Regions from separate parts of the Mus musculus genome. Here all the other regions are linked to region 2. A link is a loop called in an ENCODE intact Hi-C map of the cell type or tissue named here. Cell type or tissue: gastrocnemius. All regions are shown on one strand. Each heading gives the region's core, and the rest is flanking DNA. Links, peaks and the distances in the headings are about the cores only. Region 1 overlaps Macf1 (microtubule-actin crosslinking factor 1). Region 2 has its middle 12 kb from the start of Gm22154. Region 3 overlaps Macf1 (microtubule-actin crosslinking factor 1).

Region 1 (10,081 bases), core at 1,064-9,063, 58 kb before region 2:
CCTTCCCATACAGCAGAAGAGAGGGTGCTGAGACCTTCCCTTTGAGATAGAATCCATCCCTTACATCTAAGTAGATGTTCCTTGGAAAAGTCCAAAGAGAAAGCAAGACTGGCTTTCCCTGTTTTTGTTCTGAGTGCGTCTTATCTTCCAGAGCTGTGTTCAGTTACTGTCTTTCTTGCTCCTCTGTTACATCACAGCTTGTTTAAACAACCATGGCTTTAAGTGAAGGAGGCAAATGTGCTTCTACAATGAGACAACATGTAGATAGCATTGTTGGTGCCCCCCCAGCCCCCAGAAGGCCTGCATGGCTTTACTGAATGACTGAGAAGTTAGATATGCTCTGGATCCAAAACAGCAGGGTTTACCTGCACCTCTGCCTTCCTTCTAGTTGAAAGAATTTGCCAACTTTGACTTTGATGTCTGGAGGAAAAAGTATATGCGTTGGATGAATCATAAAAAATCTCGAGTCATGGATTTCTTCCGGCGTATTGACAAGGACCAGGATGGGAAGATAACACGTCAGGAGTTTATCGATGGCATTTTAGCATCTAGTAAGTACATTTTTATTCTATACAAAGGTTACACCTGGATTCCTCAAACTTGGTAGAAGTTATAACATTCTGGCAAAGTAGTCTCTCAGGTAAGACTGGAGAAGCTCCCTGCTGAATGTAGTCTGCTGTTTTCATGGATGGAAGAATCTCATTTTGCTAGGAATAAAAAGATTTCAAACATGACTGTAAAGTCGGCAGGACAGGATGCTGTTCCAGAGCAATGACATTCTAAGCATCCAACAGTGCTGGCATAAATAAATCTTAACACAAGTGATAATTTTATAGATGGCAATAATATTGATTATATTTTTACTGTCTCTGAAGTCTGATTTTTTTATTTTTTAAATAGCGGTAGGGGGAATGGGGCGGCTTTAGAGATAGAGCTCTGAAACCCTGGATTTGATCCTCGTATACTGGTTATGCTTGTATAAATCTGTAATCCCAGCGCTTGGGGAGTGGTAGCAGGAGATCAGAACTTGAGGGTCATCCTTAGCCAGTCTGAGCTGTATGAGACCTTGACTCAAAAAGAAAAAGGTCAGGGGTCTATTGATAAAATATTAAAAACTTGACTAATGCTTGGGTGGTACATTTTTAAAAATGATTTGTATCTTTTTTAAAAATTAGATTTATTCACTATATTTTATGTATGAGGGTTTTTGTTTGTTTGGTTGGTTGGTTGTTGCCTATGTGTTTATATGCTTGAATAAATACCCTTGGAAGTCAGAAGAGGGCATCCGGTCCCCAGGATCTGGAGTTGTAGATGATTGTGAATCAACATTGGTGGGAATTAAACCTGGGTCCTCTACAACTGCAGCTGGTACTCTTACCCACTGAGCCAACGATTTATATATTTAAAATGTATTTTCTCCTGAGTTTTCCAGAGTAGATATGTGTTGTTTTTTAGGAGAAGAAAAATCAAGGTATAGTTCTTTTTCTTTGGGTATTGTGTATAATTTCCAACCAGCCACATGTATTGGGACCAAGGGTCCCTCCTCCCATTGATGCCCGACAAGGCCATCTGCTACATATGTGGCTGGAGCCATGGGTCTCTCCATGTGTACTCCTTGGTTGGTGATTTAGTCCCTGGGAGCTCTGTGGGGGTCTGGATGGTTGATATTGTTGTTCTTCCTATGGGGTTGCAAACCCCTTCAGCTCCTTCAGTCCTTTCTCTGACTCCTCCATTTGGGACCCTATGCTCAGTAGTCAGGTTGGCTACAAGCATCCTCCTCTGTATTTGCCTCTCAAGAGACAGCTATATCAGGCTCCTGTCAGCATGTACTTCTTGGCATCCACAATAGTGTCTGGGTTTGGTAACTGTATATGGGATGGCTCCTCAGGTGGGGCAGTCTCTGGATGGCCTTTCCTTGAGTCTGCTCCACACTTTGTAGTATTTCAATGTTTCAAATCATGTTCTCTTCTCCCCAGAGTTCCCAACCACCAAGTTAGAGATGACAGCTGTGGCCGACATTTTTGACAGAGATGGGGATGGCTACATTGACTACTATGAATTTGTGGCTGCCTTACATCCCAACAAGGATGCCTATCGGCCAACAACTGATGCAGATAAGATTGAAGATGAGGTATGGAGAATTTAGAGTATTTTGACCTTAGCTTTATACCGTCCTGAATGTAGACATGTGAATCATCTTGGGAAGCAATCACTTAGAGTTAATGTTTCAGGTTAGCCTTCGGATGCTGTTTCAGCAAGCTCTAGGGGGCCTTTGACTACTGAGTTCTAGCTTGGTCTTGAGCATGGGTCCAACTCTCATACTTAGGTTTGCGGTACTGTGCAATCCATGGAGGGACTTCAGATGCAGCATAAAGGGGTGAATTCTCATGAGGCTGTTGAGGTGGCTCAGTGGGTAAAAGTATTTGCCATGCAAGCCTGATGACCTGAATTCAATTCCTGGAACCACATAAATATGGAAAGAGATTGATCGCTTGGGAATTTCAGGCTTCTAGGTAGATATTTTGCTCAGTTCATAATTTGTTTTGATAGATCCATATTAGCACTTTCCTCTAAAGAATTTTGAAGCAATGGTGAAATTTTTTTTTCATCTGCTATTTTTTTTTCTCAGTATCTCTTATCTCAAGTAGGGTTATGGCTATTTCAAATAAAAGATTAATGCATGTATTAAAAGCCTAAAATGAACCAAGCACATGCCTTTAATTTCAGCACTTGGGAGGCAGAGGCAGGGGGATTTCTAAGTTTGAGGCCAGCCTGGTCTACAGAGTGAGTTCCAGGATAGCCAGGGCTACACAGAGAAACCTTGTCTTGAAAAACAAAACAAACAAACAAACAAAACAAAAAAAAAATCCAGAAACTGGGAGGCAAACGTAGGCATATCTCTCTGAGTTGGGGATTAGGCTAGTTTACATTGCAAATACAAGACAGCCAGGGCCTGAGAATGGGAACCTGTTTCCGAAAGAAAAAGGCAAAGTGTTTAAAATGTAATGAGTAGCCTCTCTACATTTTAAAACAAAAAGCTCTTCTCTGCTCTTACACTCTTGCTTTATCAACCAACAGGTCACAAGACAAGTGGCTCAGTGCAAGTGTGCAAAAAGATTCCAAGTGGAACAGATTGGAGAGAATAAATACCGGGTAAGGAAGAGAAAAGCCAACCATTTGTGGAGGTCATTGCCTCCGGGGTCATCCTGACACACAGCAGAGCAGCTCATGCTGCCTGTTCCCTCCTGCTGCCTCCAGAGGCCCAGAACCCAGGCCTTCATCCCTAGGTGTCAAGTTTCATGCCCTGTGTAGTTCCATCTGAAAAGCTACCATTATTACCCAGGTAGACTGTAGCTTATAGTTGACATGGTAGAAAATATTTCATAGCCCTCATCTCACTGCTGAGCAAAACCTTAGGTGCCTTTAGAAACAGTTTTATTAAAGGACTTGTGAAGCAGAGTCTGAGATTCTTCCTGTAATCCCAGAACTTGGGAGGCAAAGGCAGAAGCAGAAGCACCATTGCAAGTTCAAGACCAACTCTACATAGTGAGTCGCAGCTAACCAAGGCCATATCACAAAAATGTCTCAGATATTTTTAAAAAGCATGGATCAGGATGCTGGGAATGGTTCAGTATATAAAGGTGCTTGCCACCAAGCCTGACAACCTGAGTTCAAGTCCTAAAGGGGAAACACGCACCCCAAAATTGTCCTCTGGTGTGTTTGTGCACATATACATTTTCTTTTTTGTTGTTGTTGTTTTGTTTTTTGGGCTTTTTGTTCTGTTTTAATTTTTTTCCATTAAAAAAAAAAGAGTGATGGTTTATCCACAAGAACTGGTCATTGTGAGCCTACTGGCTCCCATGCTAATAGAAGACGATGTGTGAAAGCCCCCAACACATAGCTAGTGTTGCTGTGCTGAGTTAGGCTACAACTGGAACCTACATGCCCTGGAGAGCCGGGCTCAGTGATCTTCCCTGGAAAGACTTGTTGGGTATAATCAGAAGTAACAGGAAACTATGCTTAAATGTTAGCATCTCTTAGGACTAGAGTCAGGGATGTAGTAGAGACATAAACCAGGACTCCTATATGCATCAGCTTGTCAAGGGACCCTGAAATTTTAAGGAAAAAAAAAAAACAACAAAAAAAAAAAACCTCTGGTTGGCAAAGAATATTTAGATGGCCGTTTTCAGGCTTTGTAAGATCATTGTCCTGTGGCAGATGCCCAGGAAAAATGTGGTCTGTGTTGTGTGTACTTAGATTGGTAATGTGATGAAATCGCTGTTTTTTTAGTTTTAATTTGACAAAAATGTTCTCTTTTTTTCCCTGCATCCTTTACTCTTACTGTCTATAGTTCTTCCTCGGCAATCAGGTACAGTGTGCCTTGCAATGTCCTTCTTGGTGGATGTGGTCTTTATAGCTGGTGTTGCCTGATCTTTGCTTTGGGGAAAGGACACAACTGGAAGCATGCCTGGGTCACATTGGGTTGTCTTGCCAAGTGGAGAAACTACTAGCAGACTTTTATTACAAAGCTATCTTAACAGCAAAAAGATACAGCTTTGTAATTTTAAAACGCCAACAATGAAATTTTCCATTCCAAATTGGGCTAGCTAAAGGCAATGAGCTATAACTGTACTGAGTTATAACTGTTATGACTCAGGGAAAATTGAGGCTCTGACATCAGCCCATTTCACCTGTGAAGACACAGTCTTACACTTCCGTATTCGGGGTCAAAAATACCATTGGCACGGTTCTGTTTCATTACCAGTCTTTTAATAGTTAATAGAAATGTTGTAATATATACTTGAGTCAGAATCCCTAAATAACCTTAATATTATCTAAGAACTAACTTAATAGATACAGGTATTTATAAAGAGGTCTGAGATGTACAGAAAACATAATTGACTTCTGCCTAACATTTTAAGATTATAGTCAACCGGTCAAAATGAGATGCGCTTCAATTAGAGGGAAGTCTAGACTCCACTTGGCAACTCTAACCTTGGAGATCTCTTGAGGGTTCTTGGGTGCTGTCTCTCAGATGTGAAAGGAAGTTGCATGAGTAAAATCAATCTGTCTATCAGGAAGTTAGAAACACGAAGAGTTAATCTGAAATCCTCAATCAATGTTAAATTTTAGCTACTCCAATAATTACTAACTACAGTAATATTCTGGGCCAGTGGGAAGAACAAAGGCTAGAAAAATGTAAAGCTGAGAACAGTCAAGTTGGCTTTAAGTAAACCATCACAAGCTATACATGATACCTCCCTCAGACCTATGCTCCTAGCTACTCGGGAGGCAAGTTTGAAACCACCTCTGGAAACTTAACAAGTCCCTGTTTGAATCTTTGAAAATAAAAGGGTTAATAGTGTATCTTAGTGATCGAGCACTTGCACTGCGCATCCATAGAGTCTGCTCTCAATACTACGAGACTAGTCAGTGGTGATTGTAGTCAAGTGCCCAGCATGCCTCCTCCCTTCGATGACTGTACCTACTGGGGTCCCTTTAATGGGGCACTAACACCCTCCTCCACTGCTCCATTGACCCGGGGAGGATTTGATGAATCATTCTAATACTGTGAGTAGAATTATGAAGTCCATTTTGTATATGTAGTATTGGAGGCCTGGGGGGCGGATCACAGGTCACACTCATACAGCTAATGTCCTTAGACCCTCAGTTCCTGTGAGAGAAAGAAACGGTGGCATGAAAACTCTGCCTCTGAGTTCTCTGGCTCTCCCACAGCCTCTAAGCTAAGTCTCACTACCTGAAGTGCCACCTTGGATTTCTGCAGCTCAACACAAACAATTTAGAATCCTTCAGACAGCTGTGGGGTGATATTAAGGAAAACAACCATGAGATCAGTGGATAGCAAGCTGTAGGGTGTAGTATTCTAAGAAAAAAGTAACCTTCCCTTCTTGACCCTGGGAAGCATGCCGGTGCATAGCTTTCTGTTCCTTAGCTATCCAGAGAAGACCCAGACTCGTGCCTGAGGTCACCTGTGGTCACCTGAGGTCACCTGAGGCCCATCAGTCATCCCCAGAACCTGTTTTCTCCCCCCAAGGCAGGGACGAGCTTCCTTCTCAGAAAGTCTCTTTCCATGCAGCTGGAGAAGGGTTGACACTGCTCCACTGGTGTCAGTCTGGCCACTCTGTGTGCACATTTAAGTGCTGTATGAGACAATGGTGTGAGACTATTTAACTTTTGAAGTAATTGGGAAGGGAAGAGAAAGCACCTTCCAGACTTCTTCCAGTGCACACAGTGCCTACGGAGAAGGACAGCTGTATGTCCTCCTCAAACATCCTTTCTTGCAATTTCAGGTTTTTTCCCTGTTTCAAAGTTATGACTCTCCTATAACTTTGAAAATCCTAATTAAGAGGTTAAGTCCTTCTCTTTACCTCCCCACCCCCAACATTCTCCTTAAATAACCTTAGGAATCCATTTCTTTAATGCTTGGGTTGGTGTTTGTTTTGGAATCTTGGTTTGCTTCTCTTTTGTTGCCTCTTCATTTTGGGGAAAGGACAATTTATACAAAGGGAAGCTCCAACTGTTAAGGTTAACTGGGAATAGGCAGTAGGAACAGAGACAATAAAAGCTCATCATATTTGTTCTAAGGTCCAGAATAATTATTGAACCGTTTCTAATCATGATAAGAGATTAAATTTCTGTTTCTTCAACTAAACTTTTAATTCTATCTAATCGTGTGTTCAGCTTGACTTTTTCCCTTGGTGACATCACAGTCAGAACATTTAGGGTGTGCTTGTAAGGACCGGACGGACGAAGAGACTCCATTCTTCCTAAGCTTGTGAAGCTCGGAATGAGGACGCTTCGCACGAGTTTCTCTAACGCTTGACTTAGTCTTCACTGGGGTCCTCTTAACTCTCCAGCACACTGTATTCAGAAGGTGACCCCTTCTTTAAGGAGATAAACATAGCCGGGCAGAGGTGCCGCACGCCCTTAATCCCAGCACTTGGGAGGCAGAGGCAGGTGGATTTCTGAGCCCGAGGACAGCCAGGGCTACACAGAGAAACCCTGTCTCGAAAAAACAAAAACAAAAAGGAGATAAACATCATAAGACTGCAGTGCTCACTTGGGCAGGGTCTTCAGAAGACTCCAAGTGAACAAATCAAACCCATCTTTCCTCCTTTACCCTTGGGACAGGAGTCAGAGTGTGGCCGTTGGGAGCTAACTTTACCCCAGCAGAAAGATTTTACAACATTGCTTCTTAGCTTAATCTTTCTGCTTTTCTACTTGCTAACCTTTTTATGACAATGTAAAAATATAAAATCAAGTTCAGAATTCTTCCCACTATCACGTCATTCCTGAATACAGTCTGCTTTCTAGGGGACTGGGGTTGTAAGTGTACATTAAGGTGTTCTCGCTAACTGGGTTTCCCCTTGATTCCAGTTTGGAGATTCTCAGCAGTTGCGGCTGGTCCGTATTCTGCGCAGCACTGTGATGGTCCGAGTTGGTGGAGGATGGATGGCCCTGGACGAGTTTCTAGTGAAAAATGACCCCTGCCGAGGTAAGGAAGCACCTACCATGGGTGACGTGGTAGGATGGAATCCGTCCATGCCGATTTCCAGGAAGCATTGAAGGGGGTCTTTCTGATTTTTGTCCTATTAAGGTGTCTGATATTATCCCACCCATCACCCATTAGGTCGGGGTTTCAGGTACAAAAATCTGAAGAAGCTGTCAGAGAAGAATGAAATGAGAACTAAGAGTTTTGGTGTCTCTGGGCTCTCACATTTGGGAGGTAGAGGCAGGAGATAAGGAGTTCAAACTCATCCTCAGGTTCATAGCAAGTTCAAGGCTAGAATGAAAGCCCATCTCCAAAACAGGAAAAAACTGTATTGGTGTGACATTACATTTAGGGTGTGACAATGGTACTAACCTAGACCAAAGCCTTGTGTATACTTCCAAGCTCCTCTTTCGTCGAGCCTCAGCGCACGCTAAGTCCCTACCATGCATAGGACTAGTGACTGTTCTAAGTAGGGGACTCTAAAGGGCTTATATCAGCCACCACCCCCAGGCAACAGAAGACCCTCAGTGTAGTTTGAGCAGATAGTAGCTTCAGCTGCAGCAGGAGACAAATGGCTGAATCCCAGCTGCCCAGAAACCACCAGTCCTCTTTCCTGTGAGGAGAGCTGCATGCGGGGACACAGGAGGCCCAGCTGTTTTGTCTGCCTTGACTAGTTTCTCTGGATCCTGCTCTGTCTCTGTCTGTGTGTTTACATCTTTTTTATTCCAGTTCATCATCCTGGGAGTAAAATAAAGCGCTCTGATTCCAGCTCTTCAGTTTCCAGTCAGTCTCCCATAGGTTGGCTTTTATGCTTTGTCCCTCTTCCCCTACACCCTGGTCCTTTGAGAATGGCTTTGCTTAAACTGTAACATCTCTTGGCTCTGTGATATCTGCTGCCTTGGTGAATGCTTAAAATCACCAAACCATTGCTTTTCCAACAATCCCACATTGACAGGGTATAAAATGTTTCTATTGAGATGGTATCCACAGAATTTGAATACTAGTCTACATAATTACCTCTATATAAGCACTTTAAAAATAGCACAATTGCATTTCATATCCATATCCAGCTTATGAGGTATAGATTCTGTTATCTCCATTTTATAGAGTAGGAACTTGAGGTGTGGAAATTTAAATAACTTGAAGGATTAGCCAGGCAATAATTGAAGTCAGAACCAGCTAGGCTCCAAAGCAGGTTGTCCTTACCACCACCCTGTACGTGGTTTTTTTTATTGTGCTGAAGGATTTAGAGAGACCCAAAGTGTATACATTTCTCACATGAGTGCTGGGGTAGCTATAAATTTAACTCATTCTGCACTTACTCCAGCAAGCCAGAACCATGGTTAAGTAATAATAATTCCCATCAGGAGTTTTTTTTTGTCTTGTTTTGTTTTTTTGTTTGTTTTTTTTTTTTTTTTTTTTTTTTTTAAAGATTTATTTATTTATTTATTTATTTATTATATGTAAGTACACTGTAGCTGTCTTCAGACGCACCAGAAGAGGGCATCAGATCTCATTACGGGTGGTTGTGAGCCACCATGTGGTTGCTGGGATTTGAACTTCGGACCTTCGGAAGAGCAGTCGGGTGCTCTTACCTACTGAGCCATCTCACCAGCCCCTGTTTTTTTTTTTTAAGATTTATTTATTATATGTGAGTACACTGTAGCTGTCTTCAGACACACCAGAAGAGGGAATCAGATCTCATTACAGATGGTTGTGAGCCACCATGTGGTTACTGGGATTTGAACTCAGGACCTTCAGAAGAGCAGTCGGTGCTCTTAACTGCTGAGCCATCTCTCCAGCCCCCATCAGAAGTTAGGTTTGACAGTACCTTTTCTAATAAATTCTAAAAGGGTTTTGTCAATTTTAATATTTAATCATATCATGAACCAGTATCATTAATTTTAAAACCTTTTCACTGTTTTAAATAAGAAACAATATACATATCTTTTTTATCTTTTCTCTGTAAGAACAACAAAAAAAAATGTTGTACAACTCTGTTATGGTCGCATTTTTCTTGTGGTGTATCAGGTCAGACTAAGCAACAGCGACGCTGCGTGTGGCAGTTACAGCCCGTGGTTGCCTGCTTGTCTGCTGCCTGCTCTGTTCACACGTGTATGTCATGCTGCTGGCTGGGAGAGTACTGCCTGCTTACCTTTATTTACTCTGTAACAATTGGAACTCCAAGGAGATTTGGGAGGGCAATCTCGTAGCTATTTTCTGTGGACTTTGGTAACCCTGGTCTTCATCCTTCAGAGCAAGGTAAGGTGCCCCAACTCTACAGGAATGCCTTCTTGGAGCTCAGTGATCAGTTTCTCTTCATTGGCTGAAATAGAACTCAGCAGCAGCTTTCAGTAACTGCCATCAGTGTACTTTCTTGTCACATGAAAACAGTGCCACAAGTAGACACCCAAGGCCAGTGGGCTGGAGGGACATGAGCTTCAAGAAGACAGGTTATTTGCTAGGCCTGGTAGCATCTGCCTATAAGTCCAGCTATTTAAGGCAAAATCCAGAAGATCTAGAATTGGAACCTGGTCTACATAGTAAGACTCTTCATCAAAAAATAGA
Region 2 (10,081 bases), core at 720-8,719:
AGGAACACAGGGTGACTGTGTGACTTCATCCCACAGCAGAGCGAATGCCTGTCAGTCACAGCCTCCTAGGCCTCAGACAGACAGACAGACAGGCAGGCAGTCATAAACTGAAAAGGTCTTAGAGAAGAAAACCTGGGTGTCAGCATTGTCTCAAAGACCTCTGACCCTTCAGGTTACATGTTAGAAGCAAAGTCGACCATCACCGAGGGCAGTAAGAGAGGACCACAGGAGACAAAGGCACTGTGGGACCCTTTTGTGTGGGTGACCTACCCTCATGACATCACAACTGCTGCATTGCACATCCGAGTACAGTGCTATTCCGGTGCCCAGATGCAGGAAAGTGGGGGATCCACTGGAGAAACGCCTTATAGCTTACATGAAGAGAAGCAGAGAGCACAGGTTTGGAGTGGAGCAGAGCTGCCATCACCAAGGCTCAGCTGTGTTCACCGACCGCCTGTGAAGGTTCGGGAAGTAGACAGCATCTCATTTCACATGGACTTGGCAGTGTGGCCCTGGCCCCCCCTCCTAGAAATGTCGGCCTTCCCCCAGAATGTACCCTGCTGCTGTTGTATTGACAACAAAGTTAGGTTTACCCCAAAATATCTCAGAGTGAGGGATGGCCCTGCACCTTGCCTGCCTAGAAAAAGGACCAGACCGTAGCACTGGGGTCTCTGAAGAGATGGCAGGTGTGGCCCTAACCTGCTGCCCTCCTGCATCTAGCTAGTGGACATGTGCACACTGTGTCCCCATGAAGGTGAAGAGACTCACAGTTTCTTTTTTAGTAGGAGGTAAAGCTTGAGCAGAAATTTGGCCTTTAAAAAAAATTCTTCACTTACAAAACATTACATATAATGTAAAAAAAAATTAGTTCATTTAAAATGTAAAACTTAACAGAATAGACTACAAATCTCATAATTCCACTGGATAACCAGCAATGATAATCCTCCCAGTCCCTTCACGGCACCCATATACACATGTCCACACAGGATTTGTGGGTAGCTTACAAAGTTAGGGTGGGACTGTACACTGCTGGTGAATTGATTTATTCAATATATAATAGAATAAATATTGAGACAGTGCTGACACCCAGTCTCTCTTCTTTTGGGATTTTATGATATTAAATATTTTTGAATTTTGAAAACAAATTCTAGCAGCAGTTTTGCCTTGGTTTCGGCTTCCTCTCCACAAGGCGGGCTCCTCAGTGGGCCCCAGGTGCCCTGGCCCCATTGGGCATGGTCTCAAGGTTGGCTACAAGCCCAGGAACTCTGAGGCCAGCTCCCACCTCCACCCTCACCCCCCAAGCATCTGGGACAAGTAGAGTTACAGTAGAACTCTGCAGACGACATCTGGTGACAACGCAAGGCAGATGCCTCACTCCTTAGGCTCAGGAGGCTTCACAATATAAGGATCACAGAGAGGCCAAGTGGCAAAACTTTGGAGAAGTCACTGAAGGACCCCTGTCCTCAGTCTGACTTCCCCAGGGTAATCAGGGAGACCCTGAGACAAGGTCCATTGTCATTCTTTTTTACAGGGCTGTATGACCCTTTTTCCTGGGGGCCTTTGGTCTAGCCTGCTTTACCTGGCCACATGTCACCCTGGAGTCAGCCATGGCAGGGGCCTCTGTTCTCATCCTCTCTCTTGACCCTCACAGGAGCCCACAGTAGCTGGACTCACAGCTGCCCGTCCTGACCACTGTAACTGACCAGCCACAAGAGAGACATTGTTTTAAGCATCCAGGTTGAGCCAGGCGGTGGTGGCATACTCCTTTAATCCCAGCACTCAAGAGGCAGAGGCAAGAAGATGTCTGCTGAGTTTGAGGTTAGCTACACAGTGAGTTCCAGAACAGCCAAGGTTACACAGTGAAACCCTGTCTCAAAAAAAGACAAAAACCAAAAGCCCTGCCAGGGCAGGAGCAGCAGGGTACTCTCCTCGCCTCCAGGTTTATCCCAAGCCTGACCCCAAATGAGAACACATCCTGAGAGCAGTAGCCCCACCCACAGGTTCTAGATTTCAAAACGGACACTGCAGCAGGTGGGGGCAGGGTTTCCTGGCTCAGCCTCTACACACTTGAAATTCCATGAGGGGCATGGTTGGCCAAAATCAGGGAGTGAGGCCAGCCTACCTAGACTATTTCCAGACAGGACTTGGGGCAGGGTAGCATGGGAACCAAATCGGCTTGTGTGTGTTTCTCCAGTTCCAAGATTTGTTCATCTTTTCAAAAACAAATCTCATTACCTAAGATACCACCACCATTTCTAATGACCTCCAAAATTCAACCTCAAGGCAAAAGAAGGGCCCTGGAGACCCTGTGGTGAAGAATTCTGGTGCGGGTCCGTGGGTGAAGGAAGAGAGGACTCACTGTGAGCCTGACTATAGTCACCCATGAGACACAGCACCAGTGTGTGAGAGCAGAAACTGGCCCGCCAGTCTGGTAGCCTGCTTGGTAGCAGGAGAACAGAGGTGCCCCTGCCCACTTTTGATTTCTTGCACTGAGCACTTGGTTGTCTCCCTAAGGTCTCAGCAGCAGGAGGGACAGGACTGTCCCAGCTGCCACCGCTGGGACCTAGCTAGAGGTCACTACAAAAACCAAAGTTTATTTATCAAAAACAAAAAACAGAAACTGTCCAGGAGCCCTAGATGGCCTAAAACAGGTTGTGGCAGCCCATGTCTGGGAGAGCCAGTGGCTAGGCACAGCTGCTCATGGTAAGGAGGAGACACCTGTGCTGTCTCCCAGGCCCCTGTCACACCTAAGAAAGTGTCCAGAGCAAGACAGGCCAGGCAGCATTTCAGAGAAACTGTTTTTGAACAAGCTGAAGGGTTCAGGCTATTTTTTTTTTTTTTTTCGAGACAGGGTTTCTCTGTGTAGCCCTGGCTGTCCTGGAACTCACTTTGTAGGCCAGGCTGGCCTCGAACTCAGAAATCTGCCTGCCTCTGCCTCCCAAGTGCTGGGATTAAAGGTGTGCGTCACAACTCCCGGGTTGGGTTCAGACCATATGAGCTTGCTTTACACTGGTACGGTAAAGCTACCTCCTCCTCCTCCTGAATTCTCAGGGTCAAAAGCAGAGGTGAACAGAGAGAGCACAGCCTCCTCCACTGTCCTCCCTCCAGGCAGCGACGACCATCTGCTTCTGCTTCTTATTCTTGCCGCTCTGGGCCTTTGCAGGTAGAGCAGTGAGGTCAGGGGTGACAGAGAAGGAACACAGGAAAAGCTGACTCAGGGACTCTCCCCTCCCACCTGGAACCTGACTACAGAATGCCTTCTCCAGAGCCTGCACAAGGATTCCAGCTAGGGCAGGGGCAGGCGGCGGGCGTCCTCCATCTGCTACAAGACTTCAGACTGTTCCAAACACCTGCGCCCACCATCAAGCCGGCCTGCTTTTCCCAAGCCGGGAAGAACTGGAAGCCACGGGTGCCTGGGCCAAGTTGGCCTTCGAGGGGCTTGGGGGAAACGAACATGGGCTCCCTGCACTCTGCTCCCAGCCCTTGAAGTGTGTCAGTGCAAACTGTCTACAGCAGCTGAAGGTTGGCTCAGCCTCTGGGGTGCATTAGCCTCATAGATGTGGTAGCTGGTCCTTCCTCACGGGTGAACCAGGTTAATGAGGGTTCTTTTGATCTTTTAACACTGGCTTCTCTTCTCATTTATTTAGCAAAATACTAGCTGTGTGGTAATGAGAACTCCTGTCGAGGTCCCACCCCTGGGGGAACTCATAACCTAGTGGGAACGAGTGGCCCCAGTGATGATTGTAGAGAGCCTGCGGTTTTCTCACCGCAAGCATGAGGACTGGAGTTTGAGTGCCCAGCACCCATGCCTGTAGCCTCAGCACTGGGGGACGGGGAGATGGGCAGCTCCAAGAGATTGCTGCCCAGGCAGCCTGGCTGAAACGTTGAGCTTCCAGTTCAGTGAGAGACGCCGCCCAAGACACCAGCCGTCCTTCTCTGGCTCAGGAAGCTGGGGGCGGGGGGGGGGGGGTCAGACTATGAGACCATTCTCAGCTACATAGTGAGTTTGAAACCAGCCTGTGCTACATAAGACTGTCTCAACAACCAAAAGAAAGTGAATTTAAGATGTGGAAGTCTGGCCAGATGGCCCAGAGGATAAAAACACTTGCTGAACAAGCCTGGCGACCTGAGTACTATGCTGGCACCCATATAAAGGTGACAGGAAAGAACCAACTCCAGAGTTGTGCTCTGACCTCCACATAGGCATCATGACACATCACACACACACACACACACACACACACACACACACTTGTATGCAATTCTGCTCTAATTGGAGACAGAAAGAGTACCTTGGAGGATTGTGTGGTAAGGGTGGGAGGGTGGAGAGCCAGCTGGGCCCAGATGAATGCCAAGAAAGAGCCCCAGGACCCTGGGCAGCATGCTGGCTGGCTAGGAGGTAGTGTCTACTAAACAGGAAGTGGGAAGGAAGTATGGAGGAGGACTGGGGTGGCTTTGATCTGAGACGTCTAAAGGGCCTGTGTAGGAGCCACTGAACACCACAGGCAGACAGACAGCTGGACAAGTGCAGGAAAGCATAGCGCCATCAGATGGAAGACTCACTGAGAGACAAGTTCAACATAGAAGTGGGACAACGTAGAAGTTATGGGACAGGACAGAGGCTCTCAGCAGAGTAGTACTGCCATCTAGAGGCTACTTGGAAAACTGCAAGTATATCATAATCTGGCCTAACTACAAAGCTTGACCTTGCCTTAAAAACCAGTCAACCAGCCAGTGGATTTCTGAGTTCGAGGCCAGTCTGGTCTACAGAGTGAGTTCCAGGACAGCCAGGGCTACACAGAGAAACCCTGTCTCGAAAACCAAAACAAACAAACAAATAAATAAATAAACCAGTCAACCAAAAAACAAAACCAGGAATGGAGGCAGATAATTATAGCCCCAGAAATTAGGAGATAGAGGTGGGATAATCAGGAGTTCAAGGTTATTCTCTGTTTCAGAGTGAGTTTCCAACCAGCCTGGGCTATATAAAATCATGTCTCAAACAAACAAACAAACAAACAAACAAAAACAATAGCTAGGGGGCGATACCCTTAATCTCAGCACTTTGCAGACAGATCTCTGTGAGTTCAAGGCCATCCTAGTCTACATCCAGAGATACACAGTAGGTCTTAAAAAATGATAACAAAATTTAATTACAAGCTGGTGGTAGCTCACAACTTTAATCTCAGCACTTGAGAGGCAGAGGCAGACAGATCTCTGAGTTTGAGGCCAGCCTGATCTACAGAGTGAATTCTAGGATAGTCAGGCTACACAGAGAAACCCTATCTCAAAACAACCAAATCAAAAAAAAAAGTTTTATTGGGCTGGAGAGATGACTCAGCAGTTAAGAGCACTGGCTGCTCTTCTGGAGGTCCAGAGTTCAGTTCCCAGCAACCACTATGATGTACTCATACACATAAAATAAATAAAATATTAAAAAAAAACTTTTAAAAATCCTGTTTTTAATGTAATAAAACTTTTTTTAAAAAAAGATTTATCTACTTATTTATGTATGTGATTACACTGTTGCTGTCTTCAGACACACCAGAAGAGGGCATTGGATCCCCATTACAGATGGTTGTGAGCCACCATGTAGTTGCTGGGAATTGAACTCAGGACCTCTGGAAGAGCAGACAGTGCTCTTAACCACTGAGCCATCTCTCCAGTCCCTAAAAACAAGTCTTTACACAGCAAAAGTACATTATAAACAAAGTAAAATAAAAACTACAGCCTGATAAACCAAGAGAAATATCTGTATGCCTCAGATATCACACAATATTTAATACACAAAGACACACAGGATCTAGGATTAAACATTTAGCTCCGTTGGTGGTGCATCTGTGTATACAGCATGCCTGGTGGCTTTAGTGCCCAGCTCCAACATGGGCACTAAACTGTTAAGCTGGAAAGGGGCTGGAGAGATGGGTCAGCAGGTAAGAGCATATAACGTTCTTGCTGAGGATTGAGTTTGATTCTCAGTACCCATATCAGATGGCTCAGAACCACCTGTAACCCCAGTGGTGCTGGGATTGGATACCACTGGCCTGTGGAGGCATCTGCACTCACTTGCTTACACACACAAACACACACACACACACACACACACAGTATCAAATAAAATAAAAAGTTTTAAATGCTTTAAAGATGGTGGTGGCACACTGCCGTAGGTAGGGTTTTATTACTGTGAAGAGACACCATGACCAAGGCAGCTCATAAAAAGGAAAACAATTCTTTGGGACTGGCTTATAGATCCATTATCATCATGGCTGGAAGCATGGCAGCATGCAGGCAGATGTGGTGCTGGAGGAGACACTGGACTCTACACTGGGCAGAGCTTGAGCATAGGAGACTGCAAAGCCCTCCCCCACAGTGACACACTTCCTCCAAGGCCATACCTACTCTAACAAGGCCATGGCTCCTAATAGTGCCACTCCCCATGGGCATTCAAATACATGAGTCTTTGGGGGTCAAACCTGTTCAAACCACCACATATACCTAAAATACTTGAGAGGCTGGGGCAGGAGGATTCCTGCTAGTTTGGGACCAATTAATCTACACAGTGAGTACCAAAAGCAGAGTAAAGTTATAGCATGTAACCCCAGCTCCAGAGGCGCGGACGCCCTCTTCTGGCCTCCTCGGCACCCACACTCACTAACATGTATACACACAGCACAGATAACTAAAAATAAATCTTTTTGTTTGAGATAGGGTCTATGTATCCCTGGCTGACTTGGAACTCACTATGTAGACCAAACTGGTCTCAAAATGAGATCCACCTGCCTCTTCCTCTAGATGCTGGGATTAAAAGCATGGACCACTATAGCCTGTGTCTTTGCAGTAATTTGATCCAGTAATTCTAATTCTAGGAATTTACCCTGAAGACTGCTGTAGGATGTGTTATGACCTCCCTCTGATTTATTATCAAATCAGCTGCAAGAGTCAATCACCTTCAATCTGGAGCGGACTTGGAAGATCATTTCAAGGCCACCCTCATGAAGATTAACTCTCTCTCTCTCTCTCTCTCTCTCACACACACACACACACACACACACACACACACACACACCATTTGTATGCAATTCTGCCCTAATTGCATGTGGCTTGTGGACTCAGGGTCTCAGGAGTTGGGGAGCTTGGGAAAAGTGGTTATCAGAGGGGAGGGGGACACTCCACCTCTATGGCTGTGGGGAAACCATCCATTCTTGTTATGTTCTCTCTTGCAGCTGTCTGAGGCCACCTCATGTCAGTAATGCATCACCTATGCCCTGTAAGGAAGCCTGATAAACTCACTGGGTGACAGCTAGAATCCTATGTCCAGCTGGTATCAGGAGCTTCTCGGGGGAGTTCTGGCTAAATATACCTCTAAATGTGCGTTGTTAGAACAGCCACTGCCTGCAAGGCCATGCACAGGGCCCTGGGTGAATCGGTGATAGTCAGTCTACCCATGGACTAGGAAAGGGCAAGGAAGCCAAGACCTGATGCTGACTGAATTCCAGAAGCCGCTACACGAAAGAACAAAAGTTCAAAAAGAATATCTGTATCTGAAAAGAACAAAACCAAACCTAAGGATTTGCCAGGATCGGTTAATACGGTTTGCATGGTTGTGGGGGGAATCTTTAGGTTATGAGGACTCCGCCATACTGAGTCGCCTTTGAAGGTGACGCCTGCCCCTGGTTCTGCCTATCGGGTGCTCCTGCACCATGAGCATGCCTTCCCTGCGGTGAGAAACAGAGATCCCTTCCTCCTGAGTCGCTCCTGTCCTGGACTTTATTCCAGTGATGAAAAGCATAAAGAAACCAGGCAGGCCTACCATGAGCTGGAGGGGGTGAGAAGCAGAAGCAATTTCACTGTAGAATTCCTGGCGTGGTTTTCAATCTTTAGTGTGCGGACAGGTGTTTTTGTTTTGCCTGCATGTATGTCTACCTACCACTTGTGTTATTGGTGCCCACAGAGGTCAGAAGGTATTAGATACCCTAGAAGTGAAATGACAGAATGTGTGAGCCACCATGTGGGTGATGGGAATCAAATCCATGCCCTCTGATGCAACGAGTGCTCTTAACCACCGAGTCAGCTCTCTAGCCTGGTTTTACAGTAGGTGGAAGGTAGTCTTTATTTAAAAAAAGAAAAAAAGTGGTAGCAAGTGCTTTTAATCTTAGTACTCAGGATCTGTGAGTTCGAGGCCAGCCTGATCTACAAAGTGAGTTCTGAGACAGCCAAGGCTACACGGAGAAATCCTGTCTTGAAAAACCAACAATAAGTAAATAAATAAGATGGGCAGTGTCACACACCTTTAATCCCAGCACTCAGGAGGCAGCGCCTTCCGGGTCAGGGTCAGGCTTTCCTATGGATCACAAGTTCCATACAGCCACGGCTACCGGATGAGACGCTCTCACTATTATTAATAACAAGACTGAAAGGCAAGCATAATGATGTAGGCCTTGTGATCTCAGCATCAGACAGGCTGAGGCAGGAGAATCACTTTTTTTTTTTTTTCTTTTTTTTTTTCCGACAGGGTTTCTCTGTGTAGTCCTGGCTGTCCTGGAACTCACTCTGTAGACCAGGCTGGCCTCAAACTCAGAAATCCGCCTGCCTCTGCCTCCCGAGTGCTGGAATTAAAGGCACACGCCCCCGGCTAAGGCAGGAGAATCTTAAGTTTCAGGTTACAACAGTGAGACCCTGTGAGGGGGAAAAATAATCTCAAAAATGAAGCCTGATAACTTTGCCCTACCAAGTGACAGCAGATATTTCTGAGTCCACTCCATGTACTGCCTCAAGGGACGCACTCTGGTCAAGTCAGCTTGACAGGCTGTGAGGCCTGGAAGCGCTCATGAGGCAAAGAGTTTCACGGAAGCTCACCTCCTGGAGTTTTGGCGTTCTTATTAACCCATATACTCATACCCTATTCCCGAGTTAGTCTGGTGTATGGATCCACGTGCTCTCTTTTAGTATTATCTTATTATAAGTGCCTTTTAAGATTGAATTCTGACATAGCTAAGCCTTCACCAGTGTTCCAACGTCCTAGAAAGTCCTTGAGCTGAGCATGGGCTTGGAATTCAGGAAGAATGTTGCCTGTTCAGTGACATTCAGAATAGCCTCTGGTACTACACTATCACTTAGAATAAAAGCCAAGTCATATACAGGAATTTACAATGGTTTAGGAAGTAGATTGGGCTGTGGCTTTAGAGTATTGCATTATTCATGAGATGGTTAGCTAGAACGGAACTCCCTAACTAGAACCATGACTTGGGTGTGGAAGCCCTTGCCCTAGGAGTGTAAAGACCTCACACCTGGCTTCTAAGACTACAGCTGACCTTAGATAGAGCTGACTTTGTCTCAGTTGTTTTATTGCCCAGTTCCGGCCAGTCTTTGTGTTTACATTCCTCTGTTTTGTGTAAGAGTCATTAAGCATCCGGTAAAAAATTTAAAATTCTTAAATTTAAGAATTTAAGAGTAAATGGGGCATTTACTGTTTCCTTTCGACTGGTGCTGAGTGGAAAATAATCTTATTCCCTTATGTACATGTACTAGCTACACAAACGTGTATCCAAAAAGCCCGATTACCCATAGGTATAGGAAGGAAATTATATGCCTAAGAGTTGAATGTCAGCAAAGCAAGAAAATGCTGATCAGAGACAAGAGGAAACACTGGGTCAGAGTATTCGAGTGTTCTCTGGGGGAAACTCAGTAGTTAGACCAGCTGCTACAAGGCCCGAAGACAGATCTCAGTCCTAAGCTTCCGGGAGTCACAGTGACTCAACTGCACTGTACAGTACTGCACAGTACCCAAATGCAGAGCTGGGGCAAACTGAACACAACCAAACTCAGGCAGGCTCAGGGAGACTCACCTGCCCACTGCCAGGTTTAAAGACTAAGGGGCCACATGCAAATGACATAAGCCTTAGAAGCTGGGGAAGAAACAGCCTCCCCTGCAGGCTCCAAGAGGACAGTCCTACAACACTGCAATCTTTTTGCTCAGTAAAACCTACTTTGCAGAAATGCAACCAAACCTCTGATGACCTTTTTTTAAAAAAAGATTTTATGTTGAGTACACAGCAGCTGTACAGATAGCTATGAGCCTTCA
Region 3 (10,081 bases), core at 1,479-9,478, 88 kb before region 2:
AGGTATTTTCTTATAAAATAGGCTTGCTAAATGTAACTTGGATAAAGGAAACATCAAGTGAAGTTTTACTAAAATACATCACACAATCCTGCCCCCACCCACCCCCACCCCTCCATACCAAGGATTGAACATAGGACTTCATCTATGCTGGTCACAAGTTCTACTACTGAGCTGCATGCCCCAGCAGTACTAGACCTTTTAAAATGGTCGTCATTCAGTCTGTTCTCGAAGGTGTTAAGACCTTTCATTACTAATTTGGTGCTCATACAGGTCTGTTGCTTATTTCTGTTTTGTTTGTTTTTAAATCTAAGACAGCTTCCTCTCTCCTTTTTAATTTATGGTATACTTAAAACCCAAGTTTAATGTGGACATTATATAGAATTTAAGATTCCAAATGACCTATAAAGTATACGTGTGCTTGTCTTAAATTTGACTTGAAATTGTCAGAAGCCTAGTTGGGTTTTTGAAACTGGGGAGGGACTTTTAGCTCACAGGAGTAAACTATTCACACATTTTCTTAACTCACATACAGGAGTAAGACATGAAAACAGTTGACTTGGGGCTCCTTTTCACTGTGTCCTGTTTCTTGTGGCCCTGGGTTTAGGTGGAGCACATGATATATCCCCATTCTGACATGTGTCGGCGTGGTCTGAGGGAGAGTGCTAGAAGAGCTCCTCCCATCCTTAGCCTGCCACTGCTCATGAGGGGTCAGAGAAGTCTTTGTCTAAGACATCAGGGTTAGCTTTCATTTAATCATGGGATAATAATCCTGCCCACCTTAGAGAAGGTTCCCAGAAAATGATGCTGTGAAACTTTTATGACTGCAAAGTCATCCCACCTAGTTATGTGTATCTGTTTACTATGAGCACTTAAACCATGCCTGGTAAAGACTGCCCTTTTACTGACTTTAATACTACATGACTCGTAATGTGACTTTCTGCCTGAGCAACTTGTTCTGTGTATTTGTGTAGGCAAAAACAGCTGGAAGATATCTTGGTTCTGGCTAAACAATTCCATGAGACAGCTGAGCCTATTTCTGACTTCTTATCTGTCACAGAGAAAAAGCTTGCTAACTCGGAACCTGTTGGCACTCAGACTGCCAAAATACACCAGCAGATTATTCGTCACAAGGTAGGAAAGTGCTGCCATAGATGAAACAGAGCCAGAGGTAGAGACTGAAAAACTGCAGCATTCTCTAGAAGATGTTTTGTGGAGTTTTTAGTTTAAGATGAGGTCATATTAGTTGGAGAAGTTACACTGGGTTGAAGTAAAGTAGACATTGACTAATAGCTGAACATCAAAGGGGAGAGGAGCAGCTTGTGTGTTACTTCTCATATTGTTTTTGCTGTGCAGCAGGTGAATTTTTATTTTAATTTGTTCTGTTATTTGTTATTCATTGTTTCATGTTTGTTTTTCATTTACTTTTTTGTTACTCATTTTTTCCATCTGGATTTCCAGGCTCTAGAGGAAGAAATAGAAAACCATGCAACAGATGTGCACCAGGCAGTTAAAATTGGGCAGTCCCTCTCCTCCCTGACATGTCCGGCAGAGCAGGGCATCATGTCAGAAAAGCTAGACTCATTGCAGGCCCGATACAGTGAAATTCAAGACCGGTGCTGTCGGAAAGCATCCCTGCTCGAGCAGGCCCTGTTCAATGCTAGGCTGTTCGGGGAGGATGAGGTGGAGGTGCTCAACTGGCTGGCTGAGGTTGAGGACAAGCTCAGTACAGTGTTCGTAAAGGATTACAGACAGGATGTCCTGCAGAAACAGCATGCCGACCACCTGGTATTTGTGTTTTCATTCTTATGTTACTGAATTATTTTGTCATTCTGATATGTGTTCCTTTTCATTTCTTTTTCTTTTAATTTCTTTTTTCCCCTTCATTCCAAACACTTCAGCTTTATTGTGTGCATAGAATATTTATACATATACATAGTTGAGTTGTTGCCAAGTACTAGTCCTTTTTGGATAGGTCCATGAATAAATACTCGTATTTAACAAGTGAACTAATGATTCTACATTATACAGGTAAGAGGCAGGTCCATCTCAGTTGCACATTGGGTAGGTACATCAATGGATCAGTAGGTTTTCATTTGAGTAGATGAGAGCATTCTGTAACGAAACCACATATATCTGAATGGTGTCCATAATCTCATCGTGTACTTGTAACTTAATATTTGTGAAATCCAAGACATTCTGTATTGTCTTATACAATATGTCTGTTTTGATTTTTTTTAAAGATTTACTTATTTATTTATTATATGTAAGTACATACACTGTAGCTGTCTTCAGACTCTCCAGAAGAAGTTTCAGATGGTTGTGAGCCACCATGTGGTTGCTGGGATCTGAACGCAGGACCTTCAGAAGAGCAGTTGGCGCTCTTAACCACTGAGCCATCTCTCCAGCCCTTGATCTTTTTTCAATTATGTGTCTGTGTGTATATGTGCATGTCAGATCTGTGTGGACGTGGAGGCTAGCTGCCTCGTGGTGGTGGAAATCAAACTCAGATTCTCTGGAAGAGCAGTCCCTGTTCTTCACTCCAGCCATGTTTTAGTTTGCTTCATGAAGTCTATTTTAGACACAACGCGCATTTTTGATGTATTTCCTTTCTAAACTTCTTGTGTTGGAGTTTGATATCGGTTGATTGGTAAAGCCGATTTCACCCTAAATCTTTTCCATCCAGCATGAAAGAGAGCTTGCCTATAGAGCATTTCTTAGTTGTCTTTAGCAGAGTAACCACAGAGATACAGAAAGGAATCAACTATCTGACTTTAAACTGAGCTGCTAATGGATCTCTTTAGGTGTTGTCCTTTTAAAGCGCTCAGAGTGCTTCCCTTTCTTATGCCATAGATTTGAAATTAATGCTCTTCTTTCCTTTCAGGCTTTAAATGAAGAGATTATTAATAGAAAGAAGAATGTAGATCAAGCAATAAAAAATGGTCAGGCTCTTCTAAAACAAACTACAGGTACTTTGAAAAGTATACTTCTTAGCATCTCCTTAAGATTGTTTTATGTTTTGAGTGGTTTGCCTGTATGCACATATGTGTACCACATCTGTACGCAGTGCCCTCAGGGGCCAGAAGAGGGCATTGTCCCCTGGAAGTGGATTTACAGGTTGATATGAATCACCATATGCTTTTTGGAACCAAATCCAGGTCCTCTAAGCCATCTTGTCAGCCTTAAAGACCATAAGCACCCAGCACTGACCAGTCCTCCTGGCCTGTGGGAGCTTGACATGCGCTGATTGTATTGCTGTATGTGTTCCACAGAAACAGGTCACATGTTCATTTTCTGCTAAACCTTTTGAAAACTACTTAGTTGTCTTCTATCTGATTATAGATGGCACTTCCTCCTACCTCCTAATATATTGAATATCAGCATTGTCTGTAAAGTTTCAGAAACATCTAGAAACCCCTGCAATTGGATTTCAAGCTTGATCTCACAAATAGTTTATGTGATTAAGGGTTCATTTCCATTTCCAGTTTCCCCTCAGTTTGGGATATTGGGTGAAGTCAGGACATAGCAAGAGTCTATGAAATTTAAGCTCTCATTTAAAGACAGTATTAAAAGGCTCCTTTCCTCTCCGTGCTGAGAGCTCCTTGGTGTGAACAGTGGCTGCTGTTCTTCACAGGCGAGGAGGTACTGCTTATCCAGGAGAAGCTGGATGGGATAAAGACCCGCTATGCGGACATCACTCTCACTAGCTCCAAGGCCCTCAGAACTTTAGAACAAGCCCGGCAGCTGGCCACCAAGTTCCACTCTACATATGAGGAACTAACTGGGTGGCTGAGGGAGGCGGAGGAGGAGCTGGCAGCCAGTGGAGGACAGTCTCCCACAGGGGAGCAAATACCCCAGTTTCAGCAAAGACAGAAGGTAAGCCATCATTTTATACTGCAGCAGGCAAAGAAGTTTCATCTTTGTCTGTATCATATTTCCTTACCTTTACCTTAGAACTAAACCAAATGAACTCCTGCTTTCTCTCTTGTGTACTCATGACAACAAGATTTTACATAAAGATAAGGCTGTTGTCTGAAGAAGAAAGAAGTCAATTTCTAGGTTCTAAGTTTGCTTGCTGTGTCACCTATAATTCACCTCCACCATTCATTCTCTAAAGGGGGCACTGTTTGGAGACCAGAAGACAAGTGAAAAGGAGGCGAGGGAGATGGATGCGGGCACTAGAAGAAAAAGAACAAGAACAAAGCAAGGGAAGGAATTAAATGGGGGAGGTGCTTCGTAGTTAGTTCTAATTCTGCTGCAGTATCAAAAGCAGTTCTTGATGCACAGAAATCTTTGTGGGTATTTGTTATGTTAAATGCCCCTAGTTAGAGCATTAAGGAATAGAAAGAAAGAAACACTGTTTTTACACAGACAGTGTGACTCAAATCTTGCAGACAGTTGTAAATAAGCAGCAGCTAAGCTGAAAGTCAGGCAGGTTTCAAAATGATTGAAAATGTGAGGCAGAGAAAAAAAGAGCTGAAGGAAGGAGGTCAGTGCCCTGCTGGGATGTGTGCTGGAGATAGGCTTCCCCCAACCCCCCAGCACACACTGCTGCTGATGGGCTTAATTTAGCAAGGTGTGGCCTGAAAACCTTTCCCTCCTTAGGAACTGAAGAAGGAGGTCATGGAACACAGGCTGGTGTTGGACACAGTGAATGAGGTGAGCCATGCTCTCCTAGAGCTGGTGCCTTGGAGAGCCAGAGAAGGACTGGATAAACTTGTGTCTGATGCCAACGAGCAGTACAAACTGATCAGTGACACTGTTGGACAAAGGGTAGATGAAATTGATGCTGCTATTCAGAGATCACAACAGGTAATGTTTATAATGCTATGTGCTAGTGTTTTAGGTCATGGGATGTATATGTGGTGTCCAGTGCTATAACCTACATAAGTACAGGCTCAAGAAGAATAATGAGATCAAAATAAATAGAACAAACATACTTTAATAATGGTAAACACAGCCAGGCATGGTGGCGCACGCCTTTAATCCCAGCACTCAGGAGGCAGAGGCAGGCGGATTTCTGAGTTCCAGGCCAGCCTGGTCTACAGAGTGAGTTCCAGGACAGCCAGGGCTACACAGAGAAACCCTGTCTCGGAAAACCAAATAAATAAATAAATAAATAAATAAATAAATAAATAAGGTAAACACTTGGAAGAGTTTTGATCCAGATTAGGACCAAAATACTCAACCACTTGGTACAGAGAAAAAACTTGCAAGAAGAGCCCTATGTTAAAGCTATTTTTTAAATTTATTTGTTTTTGGGTTTTTGTTCATTTGTTTTACTTTTATATGTGTGGGTGTTGTGTTTGTATATATCTGTGCATCATGTTTATACCTAATACTAAAGAAACCAGAAGAGGGCCAACACATGGGTTCTGTAAACCAAACCCAGGTCCTTTGAAAGAGCTCTTAACCTCTTTGTACTATCTCTCTAGCCCTGTCTTGCCACCTTCCTTATATAGGATCTCACTGTGTAGCTCCATCTTAGCCTTAAATTGACAGAACTCTACCTGCCTCTGCCTGCTGAAAGTTGGAGTTTGCAGCACCACTATTTTAGCGTTAGATGGAAAAGGGGAAGATACCAAGAACTATAATTACTTTCAAATATGTAAACCAAAATAGCACAGCCAGCCAAAAGGGACTCTTAGTAAACACAGGTGTCATGTTTCCCTTTTTCCTTCCGCTTTGGTGGTTGGGGAGAGGCGGGGCACATCTTCATCATCTTCCTAAGACATCACTGTCACACAGCTGGTCATGCACTTAATACTATGCCATAACATCTCTCTCTCTCTCTCTCTCTCTCTCTCTCTCTCTCTCTCTCTCTCTCTCTCTCACACACACACACACACACACACACACACACACACACACACATATATGACTGGATGACCCCTTGGGTTCACAGTGATAAACAGATGTTTTCTGAACTATGAAGACTTTTTTGATTCCAGCTACATTCCCAATTTGTCTTTAGGTTTTTCCTAATCACCACCAGTTACCTTCAGTTACACTGTATTATGCTTGGAAAACTGATTCCTCACACGTGCCCTACACACATATGCTTTGAGACAGTATGATGTGGTCTAGTCAGTCCCCTAACACACATTCCCTGAACTCCTAATTCTTCTGCTTCCACATCCCATGTGCTAGCATATAGGCCTTCTCTGCCATGCCCAGTTCATTACTTTTCTCTTTAAATATAGGCTTAGCACCTTCTATTCCAAAAATGTGAAGTATTCCAAAATTTAGAAGATGTTATACCAGTAATGTCTATATAAATATTCAGAACACTTCTGTTCCTAAGCATTTCAGATAAAGGGAAGTCTTAGCTAGGGTTTTATTGCTGTGAAGAAATACTATGACCAGGGAAGGCAACCCTTGGAAAGGAAACCATTCCCCCCCCCCCCTATTTATTTAATGTATGTGAGTGCTCTAGCTGCATATGCACCTGCAGGCCAGAAGAGGGCACCAGATCCTAGGATAGATGGTTGTGAGCCACCATGTGGTTGCTGGGGATTGAACCTCTGAAAGAGAAACAATGTTCTTAACTGCTGAGCCATCTCTCCAGCCCCCAAAGGAAAACATTTCATTAATGCTGGCTTACAATTGCAGAAGTTTAATCCATTATCATCATGATGGGAAGCATGGTAGAATACATACAGTCACGGTGCTAGAGAAGGAGCTGAGAGTTCTGTGTCTTGATCCGCAGGCTACAGAAGGGGACTGTATCACACTGGCCAGACTAGACTTAAGTATATATGAAACCTCAAAGCCTGCCTTCACAGTGACACACTTCCTCCAACAAGGCCACATCTCCTTACAGTGACACTCTCTGAGCCAAGCTTTCAAACACATGAGTTTGTGGGGGTGCCAAAACTCTTCAGACCACTACAGTAACAGTGGTTAAAATTGAAGAGAAGCTTATAAAGATTAGAGAACTCTAATGATCAGCAGTTATACAAAGAATGTTCTTGGATTTTGTGATTGAGTTTGGGGTTCTTCTAGATTCCATCATCTAAGCAAGTTCTTTCAATTTAACACTACTCAACTGTCCATTGCCATTATAAATTTATGTTTAAACACCTATTTCTAGGCATGATGGTGCACACCTGTAATCCCTTAGGAGGCTAAAGCAGGAGAATTATCACAAGTTACCTGAGTTACATCAAAAGGCCTTGTCCCAAAAAATAATAAGTAAAGCTACTACTGTTTAGTGTTCGAATTGGAGAGAGTCAACGGAGCACCACTCTGTTAAAGTTCTCTAATTAGAAGCACACTTTGAAAGAGTCTAACGGCTATTTTTACTAAGTTTTATAACTTCATTTGAAGAAGTTGAATTCTAACTTTTCTATATCTTTGTTGTTGTAATTTTATTTTCTTTCTTGAAATTTTTGTTAATTTTGTGAGACAAGGTATGCCTGTTTAATGCAAGCTGGCCTCACAATTTTCAATCCTCCTGCCTCAGCCTCCCAAGTGATGTTGTCCTCCCTATGGTGCTGGGGATTGTACCCACAGCCACAAAGCCCTCCTCTCCAACCCCCTGCCCCCATAGCTTGGTTTATGGTTTTTAATGAAATTGTTCTCAGTTTTGAATTTACTTTTGAGGTACAACTATATTTCTGAAAATTCAGGCCTTTCTGTGTTGGATAGTTTACAGTTGCCGGACAGAGCTGCTGGCTGTATGTAACTGTTCATTTTTACTGACTGTTAGTACGAGCAGGCTGCTGATGCAGAACTAGCTTGGGTTGCTGAAACCAAGCGGAAGCTGATGGCTCTCGGTCCAATTCGTCTAGAACAAGACCAGACTACTGCTCAGCTGCAGGTGCAGAAGGTAAGTATAGAAGAGCCAGGCGCTCCCGTGTCCTTACTGGGACACGTCCATGTGCCCGTCCCAGATTAAGTAGAATGGTTTAATAAATGACGGTAGAAATTCATCGATAAATACTTGGCTTCAGTGAGAAAAATATGTTTTGTTTTGTGGATAAATAAACTTTTGAATCCGAGAAAGAATAGTTAATGATTTCCTAGATAATTTAGGAAGTAACGTGTTTTTGTGAACAACTAAAATGATGAGCATTGAAAAATAGTTTTGAAGATAAGCACAGATGATAGGTAAAAGTTAAACGTTAAGAATATCCCTTATGTCTTTTTAAAGCTAGGAATTTCATTTGTCCTGTCTGACATTTCATCAGTACAGGCACAGAGCAGGGTCCTTTCACTTCCTGATGTAATCATAGTTCATTTTCAAAGGCTTTCTCCATTGACATCATTCGACACAAAGATTCAATGGATGAGCTCTTCAGTCACCGTGGGGAAATCTTCAGCACATGTGGAGAGGAGCAGAAAGCTGTACTGCAGGTGAGTTGCACTTGTTATTCAGCTGCTGGTTTTTTAAATAAATTATTTAGTTTACATCCTAATCGAAGCTTCCCCTCCCTCCTATCCGCTCAGTCCCTCCCTTCCCTCCTCTTCCTCTCCTCTTCCTCTCCCTTTCACTGAAAAGGGGCGGCCTCCCATGCATATCAACCCACCTTGCCATGTCAAGGTGCAATAGGAGTGGGTGCTGCTTCTCCTATTGAGCCCAGACAAGGCAGCCCAGGTGGGGGAGGGAGACCCAAAGACAGGCAGACAAAGCCCCTGCTTCAGTTGTTAGGGGTCCTGCATGAAGACCAAGCTACACATCTGTTACACATGTTAGGGGCCTAGGTCATGCTGCTTTTCTTAATCGTGGTAAATTGAAACTGAAACTACAACATAATGTCTTCAAAGGATTTTTCTTTTACCTGCTGGACTTTCTGGTTACTGTTGGTTAGTTAGGTCCGGGCATAGTGGTGCATGCCTATAATCCCAGGACTTGAGAGACTGAAGCAAGAGAGTCTCAAGTTCCAGACCAGTCTGTGTTGTGTTTGACCTGATTTCAAAAGTACCACACAGGGTGTGCAGTCAGCACTGTTTTCTCAGGGAAAAAGAAGATTTGAGCTGTTCCTTTTAGGCATCTGAAGAGTAAGTGCCAGGCTTAGAAACTTTTTCTTTTAAGCTGGCACTTGGCAGTGTGTTGGGTTGCCTATTTTGTTGGGCTAATGTTGCCTCATTCTTGTGTCTTTTGTTTTGTTGTTATTTTGTTTGTTTGTTTTTTGGAATTGAGCCCTTGCTGCTGTGGAACTCCCAGAAATGACCTGGCTCTGCAACACCACCACACCTAGCCCTAGATTATTTTTATTACGTCTTTCTTGTGCTGTTTTATTACCTTTAAAGCTAAATTCATACTTTTCATATTCTAGAAGTAATGCATATGTGTGATAGTTACATTTGAATTAAATATGAAGAGGAAACTAAAAAAATCACTTATTCATTAGTCCATCTTTGTTAATTTCATGTGTTTCTTAACACTTGCTTGTGGTGTGTGTGTGTGTGTGTGTGTGTGTGTGTACAATTTTGTTTGAGGCCTTTATAAGTACCTGCATTTTTTGTTGTTGAGGGAAAAAAGTTTCTAATAGTAAACCTTTCTCTTTTTTTTCTTTTTCTTTTGCTATCTGTCTCACAGGAGAAAACCGAGTGCCTAATACAGCAATATGAAGCTGTTAGCCTGCTTAACTCAGAGCGCTATGCTCGCCTAGAGCGAGCACAGGTCTTAGTGAACCAGTTTTGGGAAACATACGAAGAGCTCAGCCCCTGGGCTGAGGAAACACTGGCGTTAATAGCACAGCTGCCTCCTCCAGCTGTGGATCATGAGCAGCTCAGACAGCAGCAGGAAGAGATGAGGGTAAGGAGCATGCCAATTCTCTCCAGTGAAGGGGGGCTATGTAACTTACTGAGAAACAACATTTATAAGGCCCACTGGGTCAGTTTCACTTACTAAGTTAATTCCTAACCAGAATTTCTTTTCATGATGAAATTACATGTTAAATTTTTCATTGTTTAATATTAATTGATTAAAGATTAAGATATGTCAAGAAGCTATCAAGCCAGGCATGGTAGCACATGCATGCACTCCCAGCATTCTGAATGTTAGGGTCATGATCTAGAGGACAGGCTGCGGTACAGAGAAGTTCTAGTCCAGGATGGGTGATGGCAAAAGGTTAAA

The links. Hi-C counts contacts between places; a loop is a spot of excess contacts. Peaks named below come from ENCODE experiments on the same cell type or tissue, not always from the same donor. Only the 100,000 strongest peaks of a DNase experiment are listed, where the experiment ranks them.
Region 1: it touches region 2 in a loop (2.6-fold over the local background); 6 of 42 quality-filtered maps call a loop at or near these places.
Region 3: it touches region 2 in a loop (4-fold over the local background); 7 of 42 quality-filtered maps call a loop at or near these places.

The regions. Positions count from the first base shown.
Region 1 is chr4:123,358,345-123,368,425 of GRCm38, reverse strand. Macf1 (microtubule-actin crosslinking factor 1) reads left to right here. Exons shown (of 98, transcript NM_001199136.1): 91 at 389-551; 92 at 1,977-2,131; 93 at 3,079-3,153; 94 at 4,352-4,369; 95 at 7,399-7,516. Among named protein-coding and RNA genes, the nearest start is that of Bmp8a, 20 kb to the right of the region's middle. In gastrocnemius, for the core only: no CTCF peak of the experiment used is centred there; no DNase peak of the experiment used is centred there.
Region 2 is chr4:123,300,448-123,310,528 of GRCm38, reverse strand. No RefSeq gene overlaps it. Among named protein-coding and RNA genes, the nearest start is that of Gm22154, 12 kb to the right of the region's middle. In gastrocnemius, for the core only: a CTCF peak has its summit at 4,645 (motif pointing left); DNase peaks (open chromatin) are centred at 1,282, 3,358 and 4,447; H3K27ac peaks cover 3,192 bases.
Region 3 is chr4:123,388,798-123,398,878 of GRCm38, reverse strand. Macf1 (microtubule-actin crosslinking factor 1) reads left to right here. Exons shown (of 98, transcript NM_001199136.1): 61 at 972-1,131; 62 at 2,882-2,966; 63 at 3,632-3,873; 64 at 4,603-4,809; 65 at 7,709-7,828; 66 at 8,248-8,355; 67 at 9,542-9,760. Among named protein-coding and RNA genes, the nearest start is that of D830031N03Rik, 18 kb to the left of the region's middle. In gastrocnemius, for the core only: CTCF peaks have their summits at 3,097 (motif pointing right) and 6,470 (motif pointing right); no DNase peak of the experiment used is centred there; H3K27ac peaks cover 550 bases.